Regions from separate parts of the Homo sapiens genome. Here region 2 is linked to region 1. Evidence: chromatin contacts called from ENCODE Hi-C or POLR2A ChIA-PET data. All regions are on one chromosome and are shown on one strand. Each heading gives the region's core, a stretch centred on a gene start or an enhancer-like site at or near the end of the contact. The rest is flanking DNA. Distances are from core to core; before and after follow the strand shown. Region 1 overlaps STRN4 (striatin 4). Region 2 overlaps AP2S1 (adaptor related protein complex 2 subunit sigma 1).

Region 1 (4,589 bases), core at 307-2,806:
CTCTGTGAAACAGGATGAGCAGGGCACGGGCGGCACCCAGTCAGAGCTTGCAGGGGCTGGCCCTGGGCGCAATGCCAATGGGGACAGTGTGGGGGGCACCCGGAGAACTTACATCGCAGCTGAGGTCGTTGTCGTTGGTGACGGTGAGATCTGCCAAGTCCCCCAGGCTCACCTCCCCGCCCCCGATAGTGTCCATGATGAAGACGTCTGAGGAGAAGCCAAAGGAACCTGGTAGGGGGAGGGGAGGGAGGGGCAGAGAGGGCCAGGGAGAGAGAGAATGACAGAGAGAGGCAGAGAAAGAGATAAAGAGCAAGAGAGAGAGACGGGGAGAGGACAAGATGAAGAATCACAGCTGGAAAGAGACAGAGAGACAGACAGGGCAGGACAGACAAAAAGAGAGGGAGACAGACAGACAGACGAACTTTTGGGGCAGGGAGGCTGCAGACTGGAGGCTGGGCCTCGACCCTGAAGACACAGAAGCCCTGGGCTCAGCTCTGCAGCCTCCCTCTGCCATGGGCCCGCAGGACTGGGACCAGGTGGGGGGTGCCTCTTACCTTCATGTGGCCGGGGCTGGGGTGTGCCAGGAGGCGGGCCAGTCACTTTTGGGGGCAGCCCATCCACATCCCGCAGGTCAGCCAGAATGCCTTGGAGTTTGACCCGACGGCTTTCTGCAGGGTCGAGGCATAGGGCCGGAGTCACCCAGCAGTTCCAACCCAGTCTGGCATAGGTGACGCCTTCCCCACACTGAGGGCCCCCTGCCACTCTGTGGGGCTGTGAAGCTCTGGCCCTGGGGGAGGGGGGGAATGGGCAGAGGAGAGGAGGTTGATTGGGCCCCTCCGTGGGGCAGTGGGCAGGTCACTGCCTTGCCTAGGCCTCAGGCCCCAGCCACCCATCCCACGTATCCTGAGAGCCCTCCTAGCTAGGAGTCACAGGACAGGGAGGAAGATGCGGCCCTCCCACCTGCCTCTCCCCGACTGGGTCCTCATCCTGTTCCCTCCTTGAGGCCAGCCAGAGCTGGACGCCCGCCCTGGAGGGCTGGCGGCCCCACTTCAGGAAGAGCCAGGACTGCCTGCGTCTCCATGGGGATTTTCCAGGGAAGGGGTGAGGGGCCGGCGGCCATGACCTGGGCCTCCTGCTCTCCTTGGCTACCCTCCTCTCAGGAAACATATCCGTCCGGTAGAGAGACCCTGTACAGGAAGCAGCTGCGGGCAGCTGAGCCTGCTCCCACCCCCTCGGTGGGGAAGGCAAGCGGGGGCTGGCCAGAAAACGTCAGCTCACCCAGCTCATGGGGGCTCCCATCCACAGTGCACCGCCGAGGGTCTGGAGCCCCTTCCCCATCCTCTCCTGAGCCCAGGAAATCAAACTCATTGATAGCATCCTCAGAGTCGTCTTCCTCATCCTCGTCTTCCATTTCGGGCACCAGAGCCTTGGATGGGAGCTGGCACATGGAGAAAGCCAGACAAGTCAGGGGGCCTCTTGTCCAGAGACTAAGCCACCTCCGTGCCTAGGAACAGGTAAGCCGGGGCTCTGGGCCCGTTTCTGTTCATGGGGCTGCCTCAGCCGCCAGCCAGCTGCCCTGGAGCGCCCCCTGCTGGGCCTTGGACAGCTGCTACCACTAGGGCCGGTCGGCCTGACCCCACCCTCACGCAGTCCTTCCCCTAGCCAGGGCTCAGCCTGCTCCAGTCCCCCAGCAAGGTGCCTCGGATGAAGAAAAGTCAGATAATGCAACAATCTGCCTGCAGGGAGGGCAGATATGCACTGGTGTCCGTGTGTGAATATACGGAGGTGCAAACAAGTGAGGATGAATGGACCACAGCATTGCAGCGATAAACACAGCACCAGCAGCCGTGCTGGCACAAGAGCAAATTCCACTCACTGAATGACCACTGACTACCCCTCGCAGACACGACTTCACTTAACCCCCAACCCTGCGAACAGCTACCGTGAACACTGTCATTATCATTCCCACATTACAGGCCAGGAGACAGGCTGAGCAGCAGGAACCCACTTGCCCTAGGTCACCAAGGCCAAGCTCTGCCCACTGTGAACTCCTCCAGGGCGTGGCTGACCCCTTCCACATGTCAGCCCCCCAGGCTGAGTTTGGCGACACCTCTCGGGCACCAGTGAGGGGCCAGCCTCTGACCTGCATGGGGGGGACCAGAGGGAAGGGGCATGGAGAAGACCTAGGGCCAAGGTTTATTCAACACTTGTGCAAAGAATGGGGAAGGGGAGGGTTTAGACAGCATGCCCAGAAAGGCAGCGGCCGGGCTCAGGACTCCAGAGGAGAGAACCACCACAGGTGCTCTGAGGGGCACACGAGTGGCAATTGTGCTCTGCCAACAGTGCCTGGAACCATGAGGGCTCCACCACTACCAAGTGCCACCAGCGCCACTAACACCTACTGAGCACTTGGGGGACAGCCACCATGCAGCTGAGGGCTTCCTGGGCACCAGCTCATTCTAATTAAATCCTCAACAACTCAGACGGAGGGACTCAGCCCCATCTAAAGGGTGAGGAGACTGAAGCCAAGACAAAGAAGTGTGGGCCAGAACTCACGCAGCTGGGCCAGGGCCCCCTGGGAGCCATGGGCAGTCCCCTGGGTTCCCAGCTGGGCCTCGATGGAGGGCTGCTGCGTAGAGACAGAGAGCCCTACCCAACCAGCCAGCCCAAGGGTGTGGGCCCGAAGGGGTGCAAACACCACGGATGATTCCTGATGGAATGGGTGGAGGGGTGGAAAAGGACTAGAAATTCTCAGAGGGGTGGGAAGGACCAAGCGTCTGGACCAGGGGCCAGCATTTGAGACCCTGGACTCAGCCCTCCTGCTCTTCCTCTAGGCCTCCTGCAGTGCTGCGGCTCCGTGCACACCACTCTACTTGGGGTGCGACTCTGTGCTGAGCCACACTGGGGATACTGGAGATGCAGTGGAGGCCCACACAGGCCCAGTCCCTCCCAGGGAGAGGTCAGGAGGAATACAGACCAGACAGGGAGGACCCCAGAGTGGCCAGGGCCAGGGAAGGGAGCCCAGGGTGAGTCAGAGAAGGCTTCCTGGAGGAGGGGGTGTCTGAGCTGAGTCTAAAGGAGGAAAGAAAGGGGACCTAGGCAAAGGGACCCGCTAATGGGAAGCCCGGGGCTCAGGGAAAGCTCCGAGGCCATCTGCCACAGGTGCCTCCTTCATAGGCACATGCCCCTGCCTCCACCACAACGCGTCCTTCTGCACATGACTATTTACAAGGCCGCTGCTGGCCACAAGCTCCTCCAGGCCAGGGCCTGTGTGTCTCCATATCCCTGCTGCCAGCACACACCGCAGCCCCTGAAGGCCCAGGCTGACTCGGAAGGGCTTCGATCAGGTCACACCCAGGCCAGGCTGTGCAGGGCATGGAGGAAGGGCTCACCTTCACACGCTGCTTCTTGTGCTGCACGCTGTCCAGCTCATCGTCCTCGTCGCTGTCTTCGTCCTCGCAGTTCTGCAGGAAGGGGATCTGCCCCAGCACTGAGCCGCCCAAGCGCTCTTTGCCATCTTTGCCTGCCGCGTTCCTGCCAAAGACAGCAGAGCAGAGGAGGCATGAGTCCTGGCAGGTGTCAAAGCTCAGATAGGAAGGTGCCCTCCCAGGCTTGGTGGCCAGAGCCCAGACCCAGCTAACCCCCTAACCCCTGAGCAGCCTTGACTCTGGTCACACACAGAGCCCCAACCCCAGCCTCTGCCCAACAAATGCTCATTCCAACTGGAAGCCTCACTCAGACCGCAAACGGGGCCCAGCTCCTCAATGACCGCCGACCTGAGTTTCAGAGGGCCAGCCCCCAACCCTGGTCACAAATCTCCATCCTGTGCTGAGTCAGAAGGAAAGCTGGATGAGAAAGTGCCACTGACTCAGCAGTCCCCATTCCCACAGCCCAGTCAGACCACAAGGGCAGGTCAGGCAGGAGGCAAACACGCCCTGCAGGAAAGAGGAACCGGCCATTCTACAAATGCTCTGGGAGGCGCCGAAAGCCAGCCAGCCTCGCGCAAGCAGGGGCGCCGGCGATCCCTGCTACCCAGGAGCCTGCACTATCCCCAGCAACAGATGGCACTCCTCCTTCCACCTCCTGGCTTCCAACTTCATGACAAGTTATAGCAGAGGAGGTACTGACCCAGCCTGACTGCGGGAGAAGGCAGGGTGCAATTCCAAGTGCAGATCGACGAAAACGTCCCCCCTTTCTGCCATCAGGTTGATGCCCTGGAGGTCTTGTCAACTGCCAGTTACCAACGGGTGCAGAGGTCACTGCAGATGTACCCTCTCGCCTCACGGCTGCCATCACCAGAGCTCCACTCCATCCTCAGAACACTCGCTGCACTTGCAGCGGGACACAGGACTCCATTCTCACCGGCCTTCCTCCCACAACGACACTGACACGCCGCACAGGCTCAGCCTCTTTCTCAGCTTCCTCCTCCTGTTCCTCCCTCCAGCCTCTAAGTGGGAGAGCACCCGGGCAGTCCCCAGATCTCTTCTCTGCGTCATCTACACTCACTCCTGCAGGCACTGCAGACGGCCATGGCTTTCCAAAGAATGCCCATGTGCTTGTTCAACTAGACCTATGTTTAGGGGCCAAAT
Region 2 (4,661 bases), core at 1-2,500, 110 kb after region 1:
AGGGAGGGTTCCCAGGCCTTGGGGGCCACTCCAGGGCTGCCCACCCGCCTCCCCACCTTACATCCCTCTCCCGCCGTACCTCCACGAAGTTGTGAATGGCCTCCAGGTAAGCCAGGTTGTTGTCATTGACATCCACACAGATGCAGAAGTAGAGGCCAGCATAGCGGCGGTAAATGATCTTAAAGTTCCGGAACTGCAGAACAGAGAGGCTGTCAGCAACGGAGATTGCCAGGACCTAACGTGCCAGACAGAGTGGGGCCAAAACATTCACTCCTTCACTCCATACGTGGTCCCGAGGCCCAGCTCTGTGCCTGGCCCTGTGCTGGGGTCACAGCAGTGACCGAGACAGCCCTAACCCTGCTCACAGTGCAGCGGGGGCAGGCATCCCCAGAATGGACAGGATGGGCTGTGAGAGCCCAAAGAGGGTGCCTAACCCCCTCTGATCCTGGAGAGTCAGGAGGGCTTCCTGGAGGAGGGGGTATCGGAGCTGAGAGCTGGAGGATAGGCAGGAATGTTCTAAGCAGATAGCAAAAGCCCGGGGCTGGGCGGGAGCCTGACGTGTTCAATAGTGTCCATGCAACCTTGCCACTCCCTTCTGTGACTTCCTGCTACCTCTGGAGACAGTCACATCCCTTAGCCTGGAATTAATTAACTCAATTATTTAACAAATACTTCCTGAGCAGCTACTCTATGCCAGGCCTGTGATAGGCAGTGTGGGGAGGAGGGTTACCACTGCCACCAAGACGATCCTGGGTCCTTGTCCTGCCCTCACTGAAATGCGATATACACAGTTAGCAATAGTAACACAGACACACACCGTGAACAAACATGCCAGGATCAGGGACATGGATTCTCATTTTATGCGCGTGTTAAGTAGACAAAGACAGATATATATGCATACTGGGTTGCAAAGTACAATGTCTTTGGCCAAAACCTGAAAATCCAGTTCAGTTCTATATGTTCTCAATGTCAGGTTCATTACAAAAAAAAAAAAAAAAAAAATCCCAGCACTCCAGGAGGCCGGGCGAGAGGATCACTTGAGCCCAGGAGTTTCAGGCCAGCTTGGGCAACATGGTGAAACCCCATCTATACAAAAGTACAAAACTTAGCTGGGTATGGTGGCGTGTACCTGTGGTCCCAGCTACTCGGGAGGCTGAGGTGGGGAGATGACCTGAGCCTGGGAGGTCAAAGCTGCTGTGAGCCACGTTCCCATCACTGCACTCCAGCCCGGGAGACCCTGTCTCAAAAAACACAAAAAAACAGCAGCTCTAGGTCTGGGGTGTGCCTGTGTCGCCACCTGCTGACAGCTATGAGTGCCAGCATCAGTCTTCGGCATTTTTTTTTTTTTTTTTTTTTGAGTCTGGCTCTGACGCCCAGGCTGGAGAGCAGTGGCTCGATCTCGGCTCACTGCAATCTCTGCCTCTTGGGTTCAAGCGATTCTCCTGCCTCAGTCTCCCGAGTAGCTGGGATTACAGGCGCGCCACCACACCCAGCTAATAGCTTTTTACTCATTTTTTCAGCTCAATCTCTTGTTCATTGCTATACTCCAAGCATGTTTTCAGGGTTTTTTTTGTTTTTTGGTTTTTTTGAGACAGTCTCACTCTGTCGCCCAGGCCAGAGTGCAGCGGCGCAATCTTGGCTCACTGCAACCTCTGCCTCCCAGGTTCAAGCAATTCTCCTGCCTCAGCCTCCTGAGTAGCTAGGAATACAGGTGTGCACCACCACGCCTGGCTAATTTTTGTATTTTTAGTAGAGATGAGGTTTTACCATGTTGGCCAGGCTGGTCTCCAACTCCTGACCTCAGATGATCCACCTGCCTCTGCCTCCCAAAGTGCTGGGATTACAGGCGTGAGCCCAGCCTGAGTATGTTTTCTGGTGTGATTACAGTAAGGCCTACATGTAATCCACGGGTAAATGAGCTGACACTGATCATCAGTGCTCCTCTCTTCTTGCAATCCAGCTTTTCTGGCTCTCACCCTCCTCCGCCTCCAGCTACTGCTCCATCTTTCCAGCCTCCCTTCCTGTTTTAAATTTCGAGGCTTCTCAGGGATCTGCTGCAGACCCCCATCTCTCCTCCAGCTACATTCTCTCAGAGAAGCACATTCTCTCATCCTGCAGGCTGGGGCAGGTGTCCCCTCTGAACATCCCACGCCACTGCCCCACCCCTGCCCTGCCCCAGCCTGACCACTGCTGGTCGCCACTGTCTGGGGATGGGTCTGTCTCCCCATTGGACTGAGCCTGTGGGGGAAGCTGGAGCTGTCACACTGTGTCCTCCATGTTGCCCTGCAAAGGGCTGGCACAGGTAATGGCCCCCAAAGACATCCACATCCTAATCCCACACCCTGTGAATATGGGACCTTATATGGCAAAAAGGGACTCTGCAGTCTCAACTTGTGACGAAGTTAAGAAGCATGAGATGGGGCGATAATCCTGGATGGTTCAGGCGGGACCAATGTCCTCACTGGGCTGCTAATAAAGGAAAGCGGGAGGCGGGACAGTGCGAGTCAGACAGAGATTGGACGACGGCCAGGTGCCGGGCCTCATGCCTATCATCCCAGCACTTTGGGAGGCCAAGGCTTGATCTCAGGAGTTCAAGAGCAGTTTAGGCAACATATCAAGACCCATCTCTATAAAACATACAAAAAATTAGTTGGGCGTGGTGGCAGGTCCCTGTAGTCCCAGCTACTCAGGAGTCTGAGGTGGGAGGATCCCTTGAGCCTGGGAGGCGGAGGCTGCAGTGAGCTATGATTGCACCACTGCACTCCGGCCTGGGGCACAGAGTGAGACCCTGTCTCAAATAATAATAATAATAACAAGAGGGATAGCCCGCATCTTCCAGTTGCCTACTCCTCCCTTTGATCTTCACTCACAAGTCCCCTCCAGGAAGCCCTCCAGACCCCCAGGCTGGGTCAGGTGCCCTCCCCCAGCCAGGCTCCTCGATCCCAGCCCTGCCTACTGTGGTTGTCACTGTCTAGGACAGGCTTGTGTTCCTTCCTGGGCTATGAGTCCCAAAGCAGCACAAGGCTGTCTCAGTGCTGCTGTGAACCTAGCACTGGGCTGATCACAGAGGAGGCACACAGAAACATTAGGTGAATACATGCACAAAGGAACAACTGAATGAATGGGCGGGCCTGGATCCTGGAGGCATGGAGGAACTCAAGACCTGAGGGTCAGCCTCCTCTGTAACATTCTCATTTGCCCAGCCGGACTTTCCGGCTGCCCCTGTATCATTGGGCCTCACTGACCCCTCCCGCGCCCCAGCCCTCAGCACAGGACCAGCCACTACATTAGCAGCAAGGTGCCCACACAGCCAGAACACCCGACACCCAGTTCCTCTCCCCCTTCCCACCTGCTGCTCTTGGTGACACCACCAGTGACCTCCTCCTGGAGAGGTAAGTCCAACCCTGTCCCCCTCCTGGCTGCTGGGACACCCAATCTCTTGGTTCTCCTCTCCCTCATCTCTCTGCCTGCAGACGTGGCCCTCTGGTGCTCTCCTCGGTCTATCCTCACTTCCCCGGTGAGCTCCTTGGCCTCGGTTTCCCTCTATGTGCAGAAATGCCGTTTCCATATCCTACCCAGCTCTCTCCAAGAACCCTGACTCGTCACTTCTTCCTGGACATCTCTGCTGGGATGTGGACGATACTCGGGGCCAGACCCCCAACACTTCCCTCCTGATCTTCACCTCCGCCTGCCCTTCCCATCTGCCCATATCAGATAATGACAGCTCCATCCTACCCGGGGGCTCAAGTGGGAAATCTAATTGTCGCCCTGGCTCTGCTTTCTCTCACATTCCACATCCAATTCTTGGCCATTCAGCTGGGTCCACCTCCAAAACGCTCCTGGCCACACCGACGGCTTCCATGCTGGTCCGGTCACCAGCATCTCCCACCTGGACCACTGCAGCCACCTCTCTCCGAGCAGTCTCCTCTATGCTCTTGCCCTATAGCGCAGCCTCAAGTCGGCCAATGGCCATGCTCTGCTCAAAACCCTCCATGGTTCAAGACCAGCCTGGACAACATAGCAATACCCCATCTCTACGAAAAATTTAAAAATTAGCCAGGCGTGGTCACTCATGGCTGTAATCCTAGGACTTTGGGAAGCTGCGGTGGGCGGATCGCTGGAGCTCAGGAGTTCGAGACCAGCCTGGGCAACATGGCGAAACCCTGTCTCTACCAAAAATACAAAAATTAGTACGGCATTGGTGGCACATGCCAATGGTCCCAGCTACTCGGGAGGCTGAGGTGGGAGAATTGCTTGACCCCGAGAGGCAGAGGTTGCAGTGAGCTGAGATCGCACCACTGCACTCTAGCCTAGGTAACAGAGTGAGAACCCACCTGAAAAGAAAAAAAAATTTAAAAATTAGATGGGCATGGAGGTGCATGCCTGTAGTCCCAGCCACTTGGCAAGCTGAGGTGGGAGGCTTGCTTGAGCCTGGGAGGGTACAGTGAGCTGTAATTGCACCACTGTACTCTAGCCTGGGAGACAGAGCAAGACCGTGTCTCTAAAAAACACCAAAAAACAAAAACAACCTTTCTTTTTTTTTTGAGAGGAGTCTTGTTCTGTTGCCCAGGCTGGAGTGCAATGGCACGATCTCGGCTCACTGCAACCTCTGCCTCCTGGATTCAAGCGATTCTCCTGCTTCAGCCTCCCGAGTAGCTGGG

What was found. Hi-C counts contacts between places; a loop is a spot of excess contacts on that map. ChIA-PET counts read pairs that join two places held with the same protein, here RNA polymerase II (POLR2A). Pooled maps may share reads with other maps.
Region 2: a loop to region 1 is called in a pooled map, with 2.9 times the contacts of the local background. The contact joins two enhancer-like sites. A Hi-C loop is called at or near these places in 2 of 168 maps with a recorded cell type or tissue (CD8-positive, alpha-beta T cell and naive thymus-derived CD4-positive, alpha-beta T cell), 1 of 37 single-sample maps with no recorded cell type and 10 of 50 pooled maps. POLR2A ChIA-PET finds 5 or more read pairs at or near these places in 13 of 52 experiments (A673, AG04450, BJ and 10 more).

The regions. Positions count from the first base shown.
Region 1 is chr19:46,727,340-46,731,928 of GRCh38, forward strand. It overlaps STRN4 (striatin 4), which reads right to left. Exons shown (of 18, transcript NM_013403.3): 6 at 3,393-3,534; 7 at 1,279-1,438; 8 at 555-668; 9 at 113-207. Among named protein-coding and RNA genes, the nearest start is that of PRKD2, 13 kb to the left of the region's middle. RefSeq lists enhancers at 181-724, 1,269-1,812, 3,249-4,448, 3,913-4,589. Within about 2 kb of position 1,557, at least 14 of the 41 ENCODE cell types and tissues checked have a DNase peak (open chromatin) inside an H3K27ac peak, as active enhancers do.
Region 2 is chr19:46,839,386-46,844,046 of GRCh38, forward strand. It overlaps AP2S1 (adaptor related protein complex 2 subunit sigma 1), which reads right to left. Exons shown (of 5, transcript NM_004069.6): 3 at 80-193. Among named protein-coding and RNA genes, the nearest start is that of AP2S1, 9.1 kb to the right of the region's middle. Within about 2 kb of position 1,251, at least 14 of the 41 ENCODE cell types and tissues checked have a DNase peak (open chromatin) inside an H3K27ac peak, as active enhancers do.